2 separate regions of the Homo sapiens genome follow, and region 2 is linked to region 1. Evidence: read pairs that join two places in POLR2A ChIA-PET (ENCODE). Cell type or tissue: endothelial cell of umbilical vein. All regions are shown on one strand. Each heading gives the region's core, and the rest is flanking DNA. Links, peaks and the distances in the headings are about the cores only.

What was found. ChIA-PET counts read pairs that join two places held together with the same protein. Peaks named below come from ENCODE experiments on the same cell type or tissue, not always from the same donor. Only the 100,000 strongest peaks of a DNase experiment are listed, where the experiment ranks them.
Region 2: POLR2A ChIA-PET joins it to region 1 with 6 read pairs; 2 of 35 experiments call an interaction of 5 or more read pairs at or near these places.

The regions. Positions count from the first base shown.
Region 1 is chr2:202,163,401-202,173,950 of GRCh38, forward strand. KIAA2012 reads left to right here. Exons shown (of 24, transcript NM_001277372.4): 15 at 1,884-1,956. Among named protein-coding and RNA genes, the nearest start is that of KIAA2012-AS1, 52 kb to the left of the region's middle. RefSeq lists enhancers at 7,500-8,318, 9,571-9,780. In endothelial cell of umbilical vein, for the core only: no CTCF peak of the experiment used is centred there; no DNase peak of the experiment used is centred there.
Region 2 is chr2:202,333,933-202,341,731 of GRCh38, forward strand. It overlaps the pseudogene PIMREGP1. Among named protein-coding and RNA genes, the nearest start is that of BMPR2, 38 kb to the right of the region's middle. In endothelial cell of umbilical vein, for the core only: no CTCF peak of the experiment used is centred there; a DNase peak (open chromatin) is centred at 2,039; H3K27ac peaks cover 1,320 bases.

The DNA of each region.
Region 1 (10,550 bases), core at 2,519-7,518:
CACATATGTATTCTTATATCTAAAAAAAGATAGTTCTTTTGACACTCTTCTAAGCAACATACAATTGAATTGACAGAGTTTCAAATTAAGACTATTTCTTTTTCTAACAAAGATTCACCTGAAAATATTTTTCCAAATCCCTGAGTTTCTCTATCTCCCTCTCCCACTCTGTGAAATGAGAAGATATTCCTTGCCCCTGAAGGCTCATGGCTGTGTGTTGTTGAGACTGAAGTTTGATCCTTCTTGGCATTAAAATTCTTCCAAAAGAAGAAGCTTGACTCTCCCTTTCAATACAGTTTCTTGTTAGATTAAAAGGCTTTATAACCAGGGATATCTAGTCTTCTAACTTAGCCTGTTACTCCTTTCCATTTATTCAGGGAATTTTTTTTTTTTTTTTTTTTTTTTTTTCCTGTACCAGGCCAAATTGACTTTGTCTCCAAAATAAGAAACCCAAAAGTAAGAAAATTATTTACCTGTGTTAGCCTTTTTATGTCAGTATATATCATCAGCTACAAACACTAAGCTAACAAGTGAGAAACAAACACACAAGGTAAAAAGCCACCAAGTGAGGGAAGTCAGAGGGGAATTAAAGAGAGTGCCAAAATAGCAGATAATTAGTTGTCTCTTCTCAAAGCAGGATGCAGCTTTGATAACAAAGTGGAAAGGTGACTGTCACTACAGAATGAGGGTAAACCCGGAGAGACTTCCAGGACCCTTCATGCCAGATTCCAGCTCTAGCACCGAGATGAAGCTGTGGGTTGAGCAGGGATCCAGGTGACAAAGGCCCAGATCTGGCCTCATCAGACACACGGGGCTTACTTGGGTCACCAACTCTACCTGCCATGTTACTTTGGCACTGAGGAGCTGCTCTTGCAACACTCTAGAGAAGAGCATGATTCTCAGTCCTGGCTGCATATCAGACTCACCCTAGAAGCCTTAAAATGCCCCAACTCCAGCTGTATGACTGTTATTATTTGGAGTTAGGACCTGGGAATCATTTTCTGAAACTTCTCAAATAATTCTAATGTGTAGCCAGGGTTGGTAACCATAGTTATGGAGATTTCTGGGAGGAGGGATTGCAAGCAGCTTGTATGACTCAAGGAAAGAAGGAAGAAGGGATCAAATGTGATAAGAAACCAAATCCGTGGTAATCCTGAGGATGCCACAAAAGGCCTGTCTGACCCTTTGGCTCCCCTGCTTTAAATCCTGAATGCTTTCCATTTGTTCTCAAGATAAAGACCAAAGTCCTCAACCTGCCTTCAAGGCCATGGGGGTTTGACTCCTCCCAGCCCTGCGCAGTTCTCTCAGTCTCTGCTGTAGTCACACTAGTCCTCCCTCAAGTCCTGGAGGTGCCCTGCTTCCTTCTGCTAGTTGGCCTCTGTCATGACATTCTTCTCGCCTTCCTCCAGTAAACTCCTACATGCCTTAGGCATTCAGAACTGCACAGATGAATGGGATAAGACCCCATGAAAATAAGTACAACCAGAAAGCTAACAGTGCTTGATGCTGCTGGTGCCAAGCCTGCCTGGCCCTGGCTTTTTCTTTTTTTTTTTAAGAGACAGAGTCCAGGGTCTTGCTATGTTGCCCAGGCTGGACTCAAACTCCTGGGAACTCCTGTTTTAAGCAATTTTCCCATCTCAGCCTCCCAAATAGCTGAGACTACAGGTGCATATTATTATGCCTAGCCCTGCCTGGCTCTTTAAGCCTGTTTAACACTAGTAGCAGCCTTCCTGGAGACTTAAGTAAAAAGTTGACGAAGAAGGAGAAGAAACCACTAAGAAAACTGGCTTCCCTCTTACCAAAGGTCATGGGATCACAGAAGTGTTTTAAGTGTTTGCATTTATTATGTCTAATGTATTCTTTGTTGTGTGTTAACCCAATAGGAAAGTGGAAATGCACTGGACTATCAGGAAGAAGCAGGGAGACCCCTCAGAGAAACTCACCACAACGACCAAGGTACAGACCACTAGGTGGGGCTTTATAATCTTATAGCCATAACTGTCAGATGAACTTTGCACTGTTAAAAGATGTTAATGGGAGGCCAGGCACGGTGGCTCACGCCTGTAGTCCCAGCACTTTGTGAGGCCAAGGCGGGTGGATCACCTGAGGCCAGGAGTTTGAGGCCAGCTTGACCAACATGGTGAAACCCCATCTGTACTAAAAATACAAAATTAGCTGGGCGCAGTGGTGCATGCCTGTAATCCCAGCTACTCGGGAGGCTGAGGCAGGAGAATCACTTGAACCCAGGAGGCAGAGGTTGCGGTGAGCTGAGATCGCACCACTGCACTCCAGCCTGGGCAACAACAGCGAAACTCCATCTCAAAAAAAAAGAAAAATGCCTAAAGTCACAGATTTTGGATTTCACCCTTAACTTGATCTTTTTCTGTTTATATCTTTTACCATGTCCTTCAGTTGACATCCAATCAAAAGTAATTAATTTTTATACTAATTTTACAAGAGCTTGTTGTTTGGGGGATACCAGACAACAATATATCATGGTAGCCTGATCCTGGGTTTGGTTAAGCTTCTAAGCAGATTTCTGTTCACATGAGCTCTTACCACCTCCATTTTCAAGGCAGAGTGACACTAGACAGGGAAACATGCTCCAGTCTTCAGGTCTGCCATATCATAAATCACACATGCAGAATGTGAACACTGACAGGGCTCCAAGGGCTTGGCCAAGTGTGATGGAGGTTTTAGGCAGCACAGAACATGGCCAAACCTAAGCAATGACCAAGTCAGTCAAAACAGATTTCCTGTCTCATGACGGAAGAGCAGGCACCAGCTGGATTGCATAAAGGTTATTCAGACCATGTTTAATGCAATGAAATATCACCACAGAAAATTAAAGAAGGCATTTTCCTGTCCTGAATGATAAACACTAATGTTCAGAAAGGATTTCAAGTATTTGAAGAAAAAAGAAGAGGGAGTGCCAAGGAATTTTTTTTAACTATTTAAGGATCAATTTTCAGCCAGACACAGTGGCTCACGCCTGTAATCCCAACATTTTGGGAGGCCACAGCAGGAGGATCACTTGAGGTCAGGAGTCTGATACCAGACTAGGCAACACAACAAGATCCTGTCTCTACAAAAAATTTTAAAAATTGCTGGGCATGGTAGCACATGCCTGTAGTCCCATCACTCCAGAGGCTGAGGCAGGAGGATCATTGGAGCCCAGGAGTTTGAGGCTGCTGTGAGCTGTGCTATGATCATGCCACTGCACTCCAGCCTGGGCAACAGAACCAGACCCTGTCTCCAAAAAAAAACAAAAACAAAAAAAAAAAGGATCAATTTTCTCCCCATAGGTCTTAAGGCTAATTACCAGGATTTTTTTCCTACTCTAAATTAAGTTGTGATCTTCATGGTTAATTATAAGCAGTGAACCAGTTGCCACCTGCAGTGAGAATATCATGAGTCTTAGACTTGGTGAGAACACTTCAAGTTTCCACAAGACAGGTCAAATCAGCAACCTCCAAATCAAAGTGGCTTTGAAAAATTGCTCTGGCTTTAAATACAAAACTTTCCACTTTCAGAGGCTGAGGCGGGCAGATCACAAGGTCAGGAGATCGAGACCATCCTGGCTAACACGGTGAAACCCTGTCTCTACTAAAAAATACAAAAAATTAGCCAGGTGCGGTGGCGGGTGCCTGTTAGTCCCAGCTACTCAGGAGGCTGAGGCAGGAGAATGGCATGAACCCAGCAGGCGGAGCTTGCAGTGAGCCAAGATCGCACCACTGCACTCTAGCCTGGGCAACAGAGTGAGACTCCGTCTCAAAAAAAAAAAAAACTTTCCACTCCTCTACCCCTGTCCAAAGTCCAGGGAAAGAATAAAATTTCAATTCTTATTTCAATTCTTGTTTATTTCCTAGGCCAATGGTTCTCAAACTTCAATGTGCATCAGAATCACCTGTAAGGCTTATTAAACTAAAGATTTCTAGGCCCCGCCCTCAGAGTTTCTGATTCATTAGATCTGGGCTGAGGCCTGACGATTTGCATTTTTAGTAAGTTCTCAGGTGATTCTGATGCTGGTGGACCAGCAACCACAGTTTTGAATCGCTGCCCTGGGCCTTGTTTCCAGTATGTATTTCCCTGAATTTGGCAGCAACTCAATTTAACCTGTTCTTTTAAAAACAGTAGGAAGGAATACTGGACACAGTCACTCATGGTTCCAACCCCAGCACTTTGGGAGGCAGGAGGATCACTTCAGACCAGAAGTTGTTGGAGACCAACCTGGGCAATATAGCAAGACCCCTCCCCATGCCCTGCATCTCGGCCTCTAAAAATTTTTTTTTAATTAGCCAGGCATGGTAGTGAGGACCTGCAGCCCTAGCTACTCAGGAGGCTGAGGCAGGAGGATCCCTAGAGCCCAGGAGTTCAAGGCTGCAGTGAGTTGAGACTGCACCACTGCACTCCAGCCTGGATGACAGAGCAAGACCCTGTCTCTAAGAAAATAAAATAATAATAATAATAATAGGTAGTGGGGAAGGAATTGGTTGGCAGGCACTGTTTAGGCAGCATCATTGTGATCAAGAGTACTGATTATGTAGTCTGATTCCCAGGGTTCAAGTTCTAGCACCACCACTTACTAGCTGTGTGACCTTGAGTAAGTTACTAAACTTCTCTGGGCATCTTTTTTCTTCCTCTGTAAAATGGGGATACTAACAGTACTTATCTCATGGGGTGGTTGTGACAAAGAAGAGTTAACTATGTAATGTGCTTAGAAAAGTACCCGTCATAGGGCCAGGCATGGTGGCTTACACCTGTAATCCCAGCACTTTGGGAGGCTGAGGCGGGTGGATCACAAGGTCAAGAGATCGAGACCGTCCTGGCCATCATGGTGAAACCCCATCTCTACTAAAAATACAAAAATTAGCCAGGTGTGGTGGCACGTGCCTGTAGTCCCAGCTACTCGGGAGGCTGAGGCAGGAGAATCACTTGAACCCGGGAGGCGGAGGTTGCAGTGAGCCGAGATTGTGCCACTGCATTCCAGCCTGACGACAGAGCAAGACTCTGTCTCAAAAAAAAAAAAAAAAAGAAAGAAAAAAAAAGAAAAGTACCCATCACAAAGTGCTCAAAAAGGGATATTCATCTACTCTTTAAAAATCTTTAATAGGAGCCACAATTTGCTCCTTGTCAGGAGAGCCTTATTCTAAGGTAATAACATAATGATTTCTTTACTTTCCCAGTCTGGGTGGCATAAGGGGTATTGGGGGTGCTTTTGGGGGATGCATGTAGTCCTCTGCTTAAGTCCAGGTATGGGCAGCAGACCCAAAATGAATGAAGCAGCCTTCCAGCCTCTGCATTCAGTGAAGTTACTGTGACATAACTCCTTGGGACATGACAGAACTGCTTTAAGAGTCTTAGGAGGAGTGAGAGATTTGGGGAACCCTGCATGAGGTGCAGGGGGTCCTTAAGGAGCAGCCTGGAACAATGTGGGGGTGGGGACGAAAGGCAGGTATTGTGGAAATTCTCAGAAACAAATAAGCCATTTCCATCATTTCTGTTCTGTCAAAAAAAGGAGGCCCAGAGCCCTATTGCCTTATTCAAGAGACAGATGTGTAGTAGATAGGATGTTGGTACAACTGTTCTAACAAAGGCCAAAGTAAAGTGACTTCAAACGAGATGGAAGGGTTATTCCTCTCTGATGGAAAAGTCTGAGCTGGCAGGCAGGGGGTCCCTGGGATCCATGAAGTCTAATTCAATTGCACAAATGCTTAATTGGGTGGCTACTAAGTACCACCTATAGCCCCATGTGTTATGTGAGCTGCTTGAAGGCAAGGATCATGCCTTATTCAGGCCTGGTAAATGTTTCCTAAATGAATGAATGAGTCAAATGTATGAATGAATGAATATGCTAAGTATTCAAAGGATTCAAAGATGACAAAACCAAGTTTCCTACCCTCAAGGCCTCACAGTGAAGACTTCAACTGCAGGCATGATGTTCACTGTGAGGAAACAGTGCCTCCCAGGGTTACTAAGGTCACAGCCCTCTAACTAGGGTGCAGTCAAGGAACCTACAGCCACCAGCCAGAACCTGCACCTTCACCATAGACCCAGAAGCAGCCAACAGGCAACAGGTAACTAATGCTGATGGGGAAGGAGGACACTGGCTCTGTCAGCTTCTCAGTGAGTGTCCCAGCAGCCAATGCCCTCATTAACCTGATAAGGCTGGTCTAATTCGTGGCTAGTGTACCAAGTCGTTTCATCATAGTGCAGTCTAGACCAGAGATTTTTGTAAGAACCACCTATCTAGACCCATTCTAGCTAGCACCTGGGAGCTTATTAGAAAAGAGAATCTGGGGTCTCACCCCAGACCTGCCTGTTAACAAGGTCCTCAAGTGATTCGTATGCCCACTGATGTCTGGGAAACACTGAAATCTATTCATCGAGGAAACTGGGTTTCAGATTCAAAAGACATGGATTCCTTTACCAGCTGTGCCTTTGATTAAGTCTGTAGTTTAGGGAAGGGCGGATTGCTTCTCTGGGCCTTGGTCTCCTTTCCCATAAACCAAGGAGGTCGGGATGGATCATCTCTAGGGCCCCATCCCATTCTCATGCTCTGGCCGTCTATGAGTCGCTCAGGCTTGCACAGTGGTAGGCTGTAGATCCAGGACTGGGGCGGGGCCTCCTTCCCAAGCTCATCCCCCACCCCCACTTCCGGGGAAGGCTGGTCTGCCACCTTCACTGTGTCCTACATAAATCTCTTCTACCACCCAGCCTCCCTCAGGTGACAGCCTGGGAGGAGGCCATCCCTGTGCCATTTGTGAGCCCTGGCTCAGTGCAGCAACAAGTGAGTGAGAGCTCAATGGGTCAAGATGGGAGCACTGCTTTGCCACGGTTCTCTGGCATGGCATGAGGACTCCATAAACCTCTGGGCCTCTGGAGGCTTCCACTTCCTGATCTGAAAATAACAAAATTGACCTTCCAATCTCTGTTTCTCACTTTCTGTGATTCAATGACATTGGAACTGTTTCTGTTAAGGGGAAAAGCAGAATCCACGGTGCTACCACTGAGATAGCTCCATGGTTCAGCCTCCAGGTTCAGGCCGTCTTAAGTCTTTAACCACCGACTGCATGAATGGAAGCTTCCATTATTCACTCAGCATACACTTGCTGATCCCTACTAAGTTTCATAGCCTTCATGGTTGGATAAAACACACTCCTTACTGCAGCTCCCGCTTTGGTGGAGGAAACAGATATGTGTGCAGACAGCTCCAGTGAGTGGAGTGTGATCAGTGCTCTAAGAGAATACAGGAAGGACAACTGATCCAGACCGGGGCAGAAATCTGATCCAGATAGAGAGAAATCAGGTAGGGCTTCCTGTAGGAGGTAATGGCTGACATGAAGGAAGGCATTTACGAACCTAGACTGCGTTCACCCATTTGTGATGAAGACATCAAGAGAAGGCAGCAGTTCACACTCCCTGTGTGCCAGGCACCAGGCTATGCATTTTCTGTAAAGTGCCTCATTTAACTTTTATACTAATCCTGTAAAGAAGCAGGCCTTGGTATCCCTATTTGTCAGATGAGACAATTGAGGCACAGAGTGGTTAAGTACCACATCCTTGCTCGCAGAGCTGGGCAACAGTGAGGCTGACCTCCCCAGGCTGTCTGCATAGATTAATGCTGGATGTTAACAGCTATCAAAAAGAGGGTTCGCCCCCCACGGGAGAAAACAGCAAGGTCCGGGGAAATAGAGATTTAAAGAAATACTACACACACACACACACACACACACACACAGACATATACACACACACATTCATACATAGACACACACACAGACACATATACACAGACACACATGCACACACACACACACACACCCCAACTAGAGAAATATGAATGAAAAGATTCTTCAAGCAGTTTTTTTAAAGGGAATAAAAAGGTGTGGCCAATCGGGGAGGGAGGCCAAAGTGGTCCAGCAGTGCGGCATCTGCGCCTCCGCGGCGGCAGGGGCCCCGCAGCAGGCGCGCTGGGAGCAGCTTCTCTCGGGGCCTGCCGCGTTTATGGCTTCAATAGCGCCGCTCCGGGTCCCCGCGGCGTCGGAGAGGCTTCTGCCTAGCGCCTCTCTGCTGCGCGAGGTCGTCCCGGCCTTACAAAAGGAGCTCCTCGCTGGTGAGCTCAAGACCCCAGGCGGGCTCTCCCCGAAGGGTCACTTCTCCGAGTGTGTCGCCTCCTTTAGTCTTTTCTTTTCCTCTCTGTGGTGGCTTGTGATGTCTCTAACGCTGGGGCCTCCTATGGACTCCATCCCGAGATGGAGACTGGCAGAGCTAGAAGGTCTAAACATCTGAAAAGCAGGCACGCATAGTCCCTGGGGAGAAGGCAGGGAGGCAGGCAAACCCCTGGAGTGCCACCCAAACAATTGGACTTTTTAATTGATACTGTTTTATTTTGGCCAATTTTCCACTTAGGGGTGGAGAAAAGGGAAGTAATTTTTGGCATTTACTTTTTTTTTTTTTTTTTTTGGAGACAGAGTCTTACTCTGTTGCCCAGGCTTGAGTGCAGTGGCGTGATGGCTCACTGCAACCTCCGCCTCCCAGGTTCAAGCAAGTCAGCCGCCTCAACCTCTCGAGTAGCTGGGATTGCAGGCGCCTGCCACCACGCCCTGCTAATTTTTGTATTTTTAGTAGAGACGGGTTTTCGCCAGGCTGTTTGCGGGCTTACGCCCGCGTCGGCCTCCCAAACTGTTGGGATTACAGGCGTGAGCCACCGCGCCTGGCCATTTTTGGCATTTACTATGAAGCAAGACGTAATGCTAGGTGCTTTATGTACTTTGAGCTTATTTTATCCTCACTATAACCTTATGAGGCAAAGTGCATTGTTTCTATTCCACAGATGAGGAAAATGAGGCTCAAAGAGGTTAGGTAACTTGCCCAAGGGGCACACAGCCAGTAAGTGGAGAAGCTGAGAGATGAACCCAGGTTTCTATGACTCCATGCTCCTTGAATCTTTGAGTTGTGATGCCATCCCTGTGTTTCTGAGAGGAAATAGTAAAAAGTCAGGGAAACATCACGAAATTATGGCAGTATGTTTTTTAAGCCAGCATGAATCTTGGAGGTGATCTAGAAGTTCTTTTATATTATGGATGAAGAAACCTGAGGCCTACAAGTCAAGAGAATCGTGCATGACAACTAATTATTAAAACCAGGGTAACTGGAGTCTGCCCAGTGTTAGTGGTTATCTAGTTCAGTTCAGTTCCGTTCAGGTCAGTTTCGTTTTGAAGACTTTTCCTTGGGCAGTTTCCAGCTTCAGGAATAAACAGCTCCAGAAGGAGCAAGTGTAATGATTGCCTGACCTGTGCAAAGAAGTGAGGAGTAGCCAGTGCTGGAAAAGTTCCTCCTAACACTGTGGAGAAAACAGGGAGACCAGAAGTGTGTGCCCAGGAGTCCTGGTGGTGCCACTCACCAGAATCTACAGCCTGGAAGATGGCACCATGCAAAGGTCTGGGGCTCCTTGCTCCCCACATTGCCCAGTATGATGCCTGCACAGTCATGGCACAGCACACTGCCAGGCCCTGCTATCTGCAGCCTGCAGTACTAGGTGCAAAATATTCTGCTAGTCCTTAGCACCTACATGACCTAACTCTGGTACTGCTCTATTTTTCCTCTGGGAAGTATTTCAAAGTTCTCCTTCATATTGGAAGAGGAGGAAGTAGGAAGTGGTGCACGCTTAAGAATGTTTCTGGTTTACTCCTACACAGCCCAGACTGGGGAAGTCCCCCGGGAAGTCCCCCAGAGTCCCAGAGAACAGCAGTCGTCCCTTGATTCTGAAAATTCTCTTCACCTTCCAGGAAGAAAAGCTCATTTCTAACAAGAGACCTAAATTTGTCAAAACCCAAAAGCAGCTAAAACTAGAGATAAGGACAACATAAGAAAGGAAAATTATAGGCCGGGCCTGGTCACTCACGCCGGTAATCCCAGCACTATGGGAGGCCAAGGCGAGCGGATCACCTGAGGCTGGGACTTCGAGACCAGCCTGACCAACATGGAGAAACCCCGTCTCTACTAAAAATACAAAATTAGCTGGGCGTGGTGGCACGTGCCTGTAATCCCAGCTACTCAGGAGGCTGAGGCAGGAGAATCGCTTGAACCCGGGAGGCAGAGGTTGCAGTGAGCCAAGATAGCACCATTGCACTCCAGCCCGGGCAACAAGAACGAAACTCCATCTCAAAAAATAAAATAAAAAAAGGAAAATTATAGACCAATCTCACTTATGATCAAACATACAAAACTCCTAAATAAACTATTAACCAATCAAATTCTTAAGCTTATATTTTTAAAAGTATTAACAATACACACAACTGAATTTGGTTTATCACAAGAATTCAAAGAGGGTCTAACATATGAAAATATATTTATAATCCACACTAAGAGGTTAGTGGGGAAAAGCCTTAGGGTCATCTCAATAGATGCAAAAGGAAAAAAATAAAATTCACCCATTCCCAATTAAAACTTATCAGACTAAGAATAGAAGAGGGCTTCTTGATTTTGACAAAGAGTATCCATGAAAAACCTATAGTAAACATCACACTTGAATACTTGAATGGTAG
Region 2 (7,799 bases), core at 80-5,079, 170 kb after region 1:
ACGATCTCGGCTCACTACAACCTGCGACTCCTGGGTTCAAGCGATTGTCCTGTCTCAGCCTCCTGAGTAGCTGGGACTACAGGCATGTGCCACCACACCTGGCTAATTTTTGTATTGTTAGTAGAGACGGGGTTTCACCATGTTGGTCAGGCTGGTCTTGAACTCCTGACCTCAGGTGATCCACCCATCTTGGCCTCCCAAAGTGCTGGGATTACAGGCGTGAGACACCCTGGCTGGCCGTTAATTGCTTTTGTTTTTGACTCCAGGCTGGAGTGCAGTGGCATAATCTCAGCTCACTGCAACTTTGACATCCCAGGCTCAAGCAATCCTCTGCCCTCAGCCTTCTGAGTAGCTTGGACTACAGGTGCATGCCACCATGCCTAGCTAATTTTTTTTTCTTTTTCCTTTTTTCTTTTTGTAGAGATGATGTCTCACTATGTTGCTCAGGCTGGTCTCAAACTCCTGGGTTCAAGCGATTATCCTGCCTCAGCCTCCCAAAGTGTTGGGATCACAGGCATGAGTCACCACACCCGGCCGATAATTACTATTAATACTTTGCTATACGTTTCTCCTTTCTAGTGTGTGTGACTCTGCATATCACTTACATATATATGTATATTTTTGAGACAGAGTTTCACTCTTGTTGCCCAGGCTGGAGTGCAATGACAAGATCTCGGCTCACTGCAACCTCTTCCTTTGCCTCCCGGGTTCAAGCAATTCTCCTGCCTCAGCATCCTGAGGCACACACACACACACACACACACACACACACACACATACATATATACACATACATATATACATGTATATACATATACGTATATACATATACATATATACACATACATATATATTTTATAAATATATGTATATAATATATACATATATAACATATAAATATATGTATACAAATATATGTATACATACATATATATGTATATAAAATATATATTTGTATATAAAATGTATATATGTATGTGTATATATGTATGTATATGTAAATACGTATACATACATATATATATATAAATTTTTTTTTTGATGGAGTCTTGCTCTGTCACCCAGGCTGGAGTGCAGTGGCGCGATCTCCGCTCACTGCAATCTCTGCCTCCTGGGTTCCAGCAATTCTCTGCTTCAGCCTCCCGAGTAGCTGGGATTACCGGCGCCCACCACCATGCCTGGCTAATTTTTGTATTTTTAGTAGAGGCAGGGTTTCACCATGTTGGCCAGGCTGGTCTCGAACTCCTGACCCATGATCCACCCGCCTTGGCCTCCCAAAGTGCTGGGATTACAGGCATGAACCACCGTGCCCGGCCCACTTACCAATATATTGTTAGAGCTTTCCCACGTCACTATATACATTTTTTTTTAATGCAAACAGTCTTTATTATGAGAAAACAGTGTTATCTAGGAAAGTCACATGCTGGTTTCTTTCTAATAAAATGACAAAGCAGGTTTCTTAAATAATTTACAAAGAGCAAAAATTGTTCTTGAACAGGCACACCCACAGTGCTCTGCATTTAGCATATACATAGGTACCCGTGAGCCCAGGGTCTTAAGCCTGGAAATATCTCCTATGCCTTCCTACGAGTCCCTGGTAGGGAAAGCAGGGATGAGAGTGGGGCCCCCAAGAGCCTTGGCACCGGAAACACAGTGGGTGAGTGACTCTGCAGATGACTCCCCAACAACCAGGCACCTGGGTACACAGCTAAGAGCTCTCTAACATCTGATGCTAGCACTTCACGTTGTAGATGAGGCAAATACAAGGCTCAAGGTCAAGTGTATGATGAGTTTCTAAGCTCAAGAGTCCCCTGGGAAAGTGGAAGGAACAATTCTCCCCACCTCTGCAAGGTCTCCCCAAGACACTCTCAGGCTATGGCAGGCAGTCACTGATGGATCCAGATGTGGCCAGAGCCAGGGGGCTCTGGGCTCCTTGTTAGTCAGGTCCTTGTTAGCAGTGGCCCAGGGGTACTGATGACTCCTGGGGGCTTCCTCCAGGAAGCTCATGGGGAAGCACAGACATCCTTGGGTATGAAGCCTTGGCAATCAGACAAGGCTTGTTTCCTGCAGGCCACTTACTCAGCCATGAATGAGAGAGATGATGTCACCACTCTCTTCCGCCATAATGGCTTCATCTAGCTCTTGGGACAGCTTCTGGAGATGCTGAATTCCCACCCCCATAGGCTCTAGGTCACTGCCAGACTGGCTGGGAGAGCAGAGTGGCTCTGTTGAGGAGTAGGGGCTCCAGAAGGCAGCCTCCTGCATCGACTGTCATAATGGGTAGGCATGGGAGCCTATCCGGGCGGAGAGGCAGTTATGCTCCTTCTCCCAGGGGTCTGTGGGCTGAGTGGGCAGGGGCATCTCCAGATAGCCGGGTGCTCTTCTGGCTCAGGCTGTGAGCTGGGGAGCCACTGCCCTTCTGTGCCCGTCTCTTCCTCCTCCTGGCCTTCACCTGGGTCTCCACCAGCCACTTGGTGCCACTTTGGCAGGACTCCTGGATTCTCTGGGACATGGCACCCAAGGCACTCTTAGCTGAGTGAGCCGTAGCCTGGAGGCCCTGCTGCCCTGGCTCTGGGGTTTCCAAGCATTTGCAGGAAGGGCCTGCACGGAAGTTGAGGTTGATGGCTCTCAGAGGCAGCCTCCATTGGAACTGTCTGCACAGGGACCCCAGGGACCCGCGGAGTTCTCCTGATGGCTGGTCACGGGCTGCAGCTCCTTGCATCCTCCAGCTGCTCCTGGTGCTGGAGACATCTCCGGTGCACGGAGGTCCCCATTCTCTGCCACCAAGAAGCCATCTGCCTGGCCAAGAGTCTTCTCTGCCCACTAGACCCCGACACAACCAACGCCAATCACACCCCGAGCATAGCTGCCCCACTATATACATTTAATGGATATTTAACTCCCTTTCTACTGTTTTTTTGTGTGATTATAAACATCCTTGTATATATTTAAATCATTAATTTGTGCCATAGCAACTAAACCAAGCTTGTTTCCAGACTGTAAAGGTTTGCAAATTCCAGCTTCCTAAGTCTTTACTGAAATAATTCAGCATGATTTTTAAATTTACTTATAGTGCCTACCTTATAGCCTGCATTGTGGTAAAAACCAAAGCAGCTGAAGAATGATCCCTGCTTATGATGTAAAAATGGAGGCAGAAGACCTAAATCTAAGGCAATATACAATTTAATGTGACAAAATTATGATATAGAGGGTATGTAATTGCTGAAGGAATTCCAAAGAAAAAATAAATAAATTCTGACTTAGCTAATGTTGGCATCACATGATTGTTTTATATGTGGTGAAGACTGTCGGTGCTCACCAGTGACTGTGTTCTTTTCTTCTTCCTGGCCTACAGCCAGAGTCCCTCTTCCAGCCTCCAGTGCAGTTAGGTATGACCATGTGACTGTTCTGGCCCGTGGAATGTGAGCAAGAGTGATGGGCACCACTTCTAGGTCCATAAAAACCTCTCAAGCACAATCCTCACTCTTTGGCCATCCCTTCTCTTGCTGAATGGAGAGGACAAAGAAAGGGACAAACAAAAGGGTGGAACCACAGTTGGAAAAAAGCCTTTGTCCTTCAAGCAGTTCTCCTGCCTCAGCATCCTGAGTAGCTGGGACTACAGATGTGTGCCACCACACTGGTTGGGCCTTAGTTTCATTATCTGTAAAATGCAGGGTGGGCCTAGATGGTAGCTAAAGGCAGTTACAGTTCTAATTTTCTTTTTTGTTTTGTCTTTTTTTTTCTTCCTTTTTGTGGAGAACGGGGTCTCGCTATATTGCCCAGGCAGGTCTCAAACTCCTGGGCTCAAGCTATCCTCCGGCCTCTGCCTCCCTGACAGCTGGGATTACAGGCGTGAGCCACCGCGCCCTGCCTCTAATTTTCTTTAATTAAATTTCCTGTGATTCTCACTCTAACCACGTGAAGTCAGCAGGACAAATATTATCTCTCTTTTACAGATCTGCTAATCAAGTCCTCAGAGATAAGTCTGTCCCCAAGGGGAATGAGGCCTAAAAGCACCTCATGGGCTAAGGATGGAGTGGTGGAGCAGTGTAGAAGATTGTGGGGCTTTAAAAATTCATTCTTTCTGAAAAATAAAGGGAAACTCAAATGAGAGATCCCACCTTGCAAAAAATTTATCTTTCTCTAAACCTACTATACACAGGATGACTTCAGCACTATTTTTATCAGACAGAATCATATCAGTGTGAACCAAGAAGTCCTAAAAGGAATAATAAATCACACATAGGCAGCTGCAGCCAGAATTATCCTAATCCAGGGATAATTCTGTCCAATAAACTTAAAAGATTGCCTCGAAGTTCCAGAACATGTTAGCAGTAGAGCTAGACAGAAACCCAGCCTTCTATCCCCAGGACTGGGCACTCTTATCATGTCGAAAGGCTGCAGGGGTAAGGCCACGGTTGAGGACATCTCAATTTTCCCTTGGTAGCCATTCATGACTGATGCAAAGCCCTAGAGTCATTGTAAGCTTTGCCACACAACTCTGCCATATAGTACATTTTTTACTACGGCAAGCAACCTCTATGAAGTTCTTTCTTCTTTCCTTCCTTCCCTCCCTCCCTCCTTTTTCTTTGTTTTTCTTTCGCTTTATTTCCCTCTTTCTTTCTTTCTTTCTTCTTTCTTTTCTTTCTTTCCTTTCTCTCTCTTTTCTCTTTCTTTCTTTCTTTCTTTCTTTCTTTCTTTCTTTCTTTCTTTCTTTCTTTCTTGTTTCTCTCTGTCTTTCCCTTTCTTTCTTTCCCTCTTTCTTCCTTTCTTTCCTTTTCTTTCTTTCGACAGTGTCTTGCTCTGTCGCCCAGGCTGGAGTGCAGTGGCGCCGTCATAGCTCAGTGCAGCGTCAACCTCCCAGGCGCAAGCTGTCCTCCCACCTCAGCCTCCCGAATAGGTGGGCTAATTTTTGTATTTTTTATAGAGATGGGGTCTTATTATGTTGCCTAGGCTGGTCTCAAACTTCTGACCTCAGGTGATCCTCCCATCTCAGCCTCCCAGATTGCTGAGATTACAGGCATGAGCCACTATGCTGGGCCAGACTCTTTACTTTCCACACTTCTCCGCAATTTGATCATTCAAACCTGTGTGCTGAATGATGCCTGCGGAAGGTTGAATATTGTATCTGCTAAATGCTTCTCTTAGCTAGGATTTGGAGTCTAGTGAGCATGTGTCAAGCTGGCAACATTCAATGTCATCCTCCTTCGCTGATAACTCAGCTGCCTTGTGCTGAGAGGGCACTCCACCATGGGCCCTGAACATGCCTGCACTCTCTTGCTGAGTAGGCCAATCCATAAGACTTTCAGGCTCCTGATACTGAGCAATGTCTATAGCTACTCACACAGATATAACTAGGCCAAGGCAACTACTGTAATTACCTGTAACTGCTTGCTCCCTAGAGGGAGTGGGGATTGGCTCATTTGCTGCTTGCTCAAAAAGTGCTAAGCCCTTGGCCCAGGATTCCTCTCCTGTAATGCAAACCACTGCAGATACATATGTCATCTGGGCTCATTGGGTTGCCCCATTAGAATTTGAGGGCAAGGGAAACCATTGCAAATAGGCTGACACATGCTATTTGCTGTGCCATGAATAATAAATTCCTCTGTCTCTGACCAAGGAGTGTCATGACTATTGCCAGGATCCATGAAACAATGACAGACTAACATATTAGCTTGCAATTGGCCTTCATTGTCCTTGCAGCCTTTTCTCCACGTGCTCCACTTTTGCACTCACCCAGTAGTCTCCCAACCTCTGGTCCCCTGGTGCATGGGGCTATCTGACTCTTAGTATTTGCAGAGAAGCTAAGGCTGTGCAAAAGCTATAGACATCCAATCTACAGAGCTCTTAATTCGTGATTCATTCTGCAAATATTTACTAAGGACCTATGCCAGGAACTATTCTATATGATGCAAATGCAACAGTGAACAAAATGAACCAAGTGCCTTTACTTATGAAGATTGCCTTCTAGTGGAGGAGACAACCAATTTAGGACCCTCTCTATATATAGTCTATATATATATATATATATATACTTAAGAGTATATAAATTTTCTGGGGTTTTTTTGTTTTTGTTTTTGTTTTTGAGACGGAATCTCACTCTGTCGCCAGGCTGGAGTGCAGTAGTGCGATCTCGGCTCTCTGCAATCTATGCCTCCTGGGTTCAAGCAATTCTCCTGCTTTAGCCTCCCAAGTAGCTGGATTACAGGTGTGCACCACCACACCTAGTTAATTTTTGTTTTGTTTTGTTTTGTTTTGTTTTTGAGACAGAGTCTCGCTCTGTCGTCAGGCTAGAGTGCAGTGGCGCGATCTCAGCTCACTTCAACCTCCACCTCCTGGGTTCAAGCAATTCTCCTGCCTCAGCCTCCCAAGTAGCTGGGAATACAGGTACGTGCCAGCACGCCCAGCTAATTTTTGTATTTTTAGTAGAGACGGGGTTTTACCATGTTAGCCAGGATGGTCTCGATCTCCTGACCTCATGATCTGCCTGCCTTGGCCTCCTAAAAGTGCTGGGACTACAGGCGCCTGCCAACACAGGCGTGAGCCACCTCGCCCGGCTTATTTTTTAATTTTTTTTTGAGACAGAGTCTTGATCTGTTGCCCAGGCTGGAGTGCAGTGGTGTGATCTCACTGGAACCTCCAGCAAAAAGAGAATGTTTAGATATTAAAGTTTTGGGGCCAGGAATGGTGGCTCCCACCTGTAATCCCAGCACTTTGGGAGGCCGAGGCAGGTGGATCACTTAAGGTCAGAAGTTTGAGACCAGCCTGGCCAACATGGTGAAACCCCATCTCTACTAAAAATACAAAAATTAGGCCGAATGCCATGGCTCACACCTGTAATCTCAGCACTATGGGAGGCCGAGGCCAAGGCGAACGGATCACTTGATGTCAGGAGTTCGAGACTTGCCTGACCAACATGGAGAAACCCCATCTCTACTAAAAATACAAAATTAGCTGGGCGCAGTGGCACATCCCTGTAATCCCAGCTATTTGGGAGGCTGAGGCAGGAGAATTGCTTGAACCTGGGAGGCGGAGGTTGAGGTGAGCCGAGATCGCGCTATTGCACTCCAGCCTGGGCAACAAGAGCAAAACTCTGTCTCAAAAAAAAAAAAAAACAAAACACAAAAATTACTTGGGCGTAGTGGTGCGTGCCAATACTCCCAGCTACTCAGGAGGCTAGGCAGGAGAATCACTTGAACTCAGGAGATGGAGGTTGCAGCGGGCCGAGATCTTGCCATTGCACTCCAGCCTGGGCGACAGAGTGAGACCCTGTCTCAAATAAATAGACAAATAAATAATAGGCCAGGTGTGGTGGCTCACGCCTGTAATCCCAGTACTTTGGGAGGCCTAGGTGGGTGGATCATCTGAGATCGGGAGTTCGAGACCAGCCTGACCAACATGGAGAAACCCTGTCTCTACTAAAAAAATACAAAATTAGCCAGGCGCAGTGGCGCATGCCTGTAATCCCAGCTACTCCGGAGGCTGAGGCACAAGAATCGCTTGAACCCGGGAAGCGGAGGTTGCAATGAGCCAAGATCATGCCATTGCACTCCAGCCTGGGCAACAAGAGCAAAACTCTGTCTCAAAAAAAATAATAATAATAATAATAAAGCTTTTTGTCCTGAACATCCTAATTTATCCCTATAGAAGAGCCAGAGGATTCCAGGCAAGGATTATGTAGGAACAGTGCTCAGCAATGTGATTTGAAGAGCATCAGATATGCTTTCTTATTTAAAAGTATCTCCTTTACTTGCCTCGTTTCTGTGGAGTAAACTTTACTACAAACTCCAGTCTTTGTT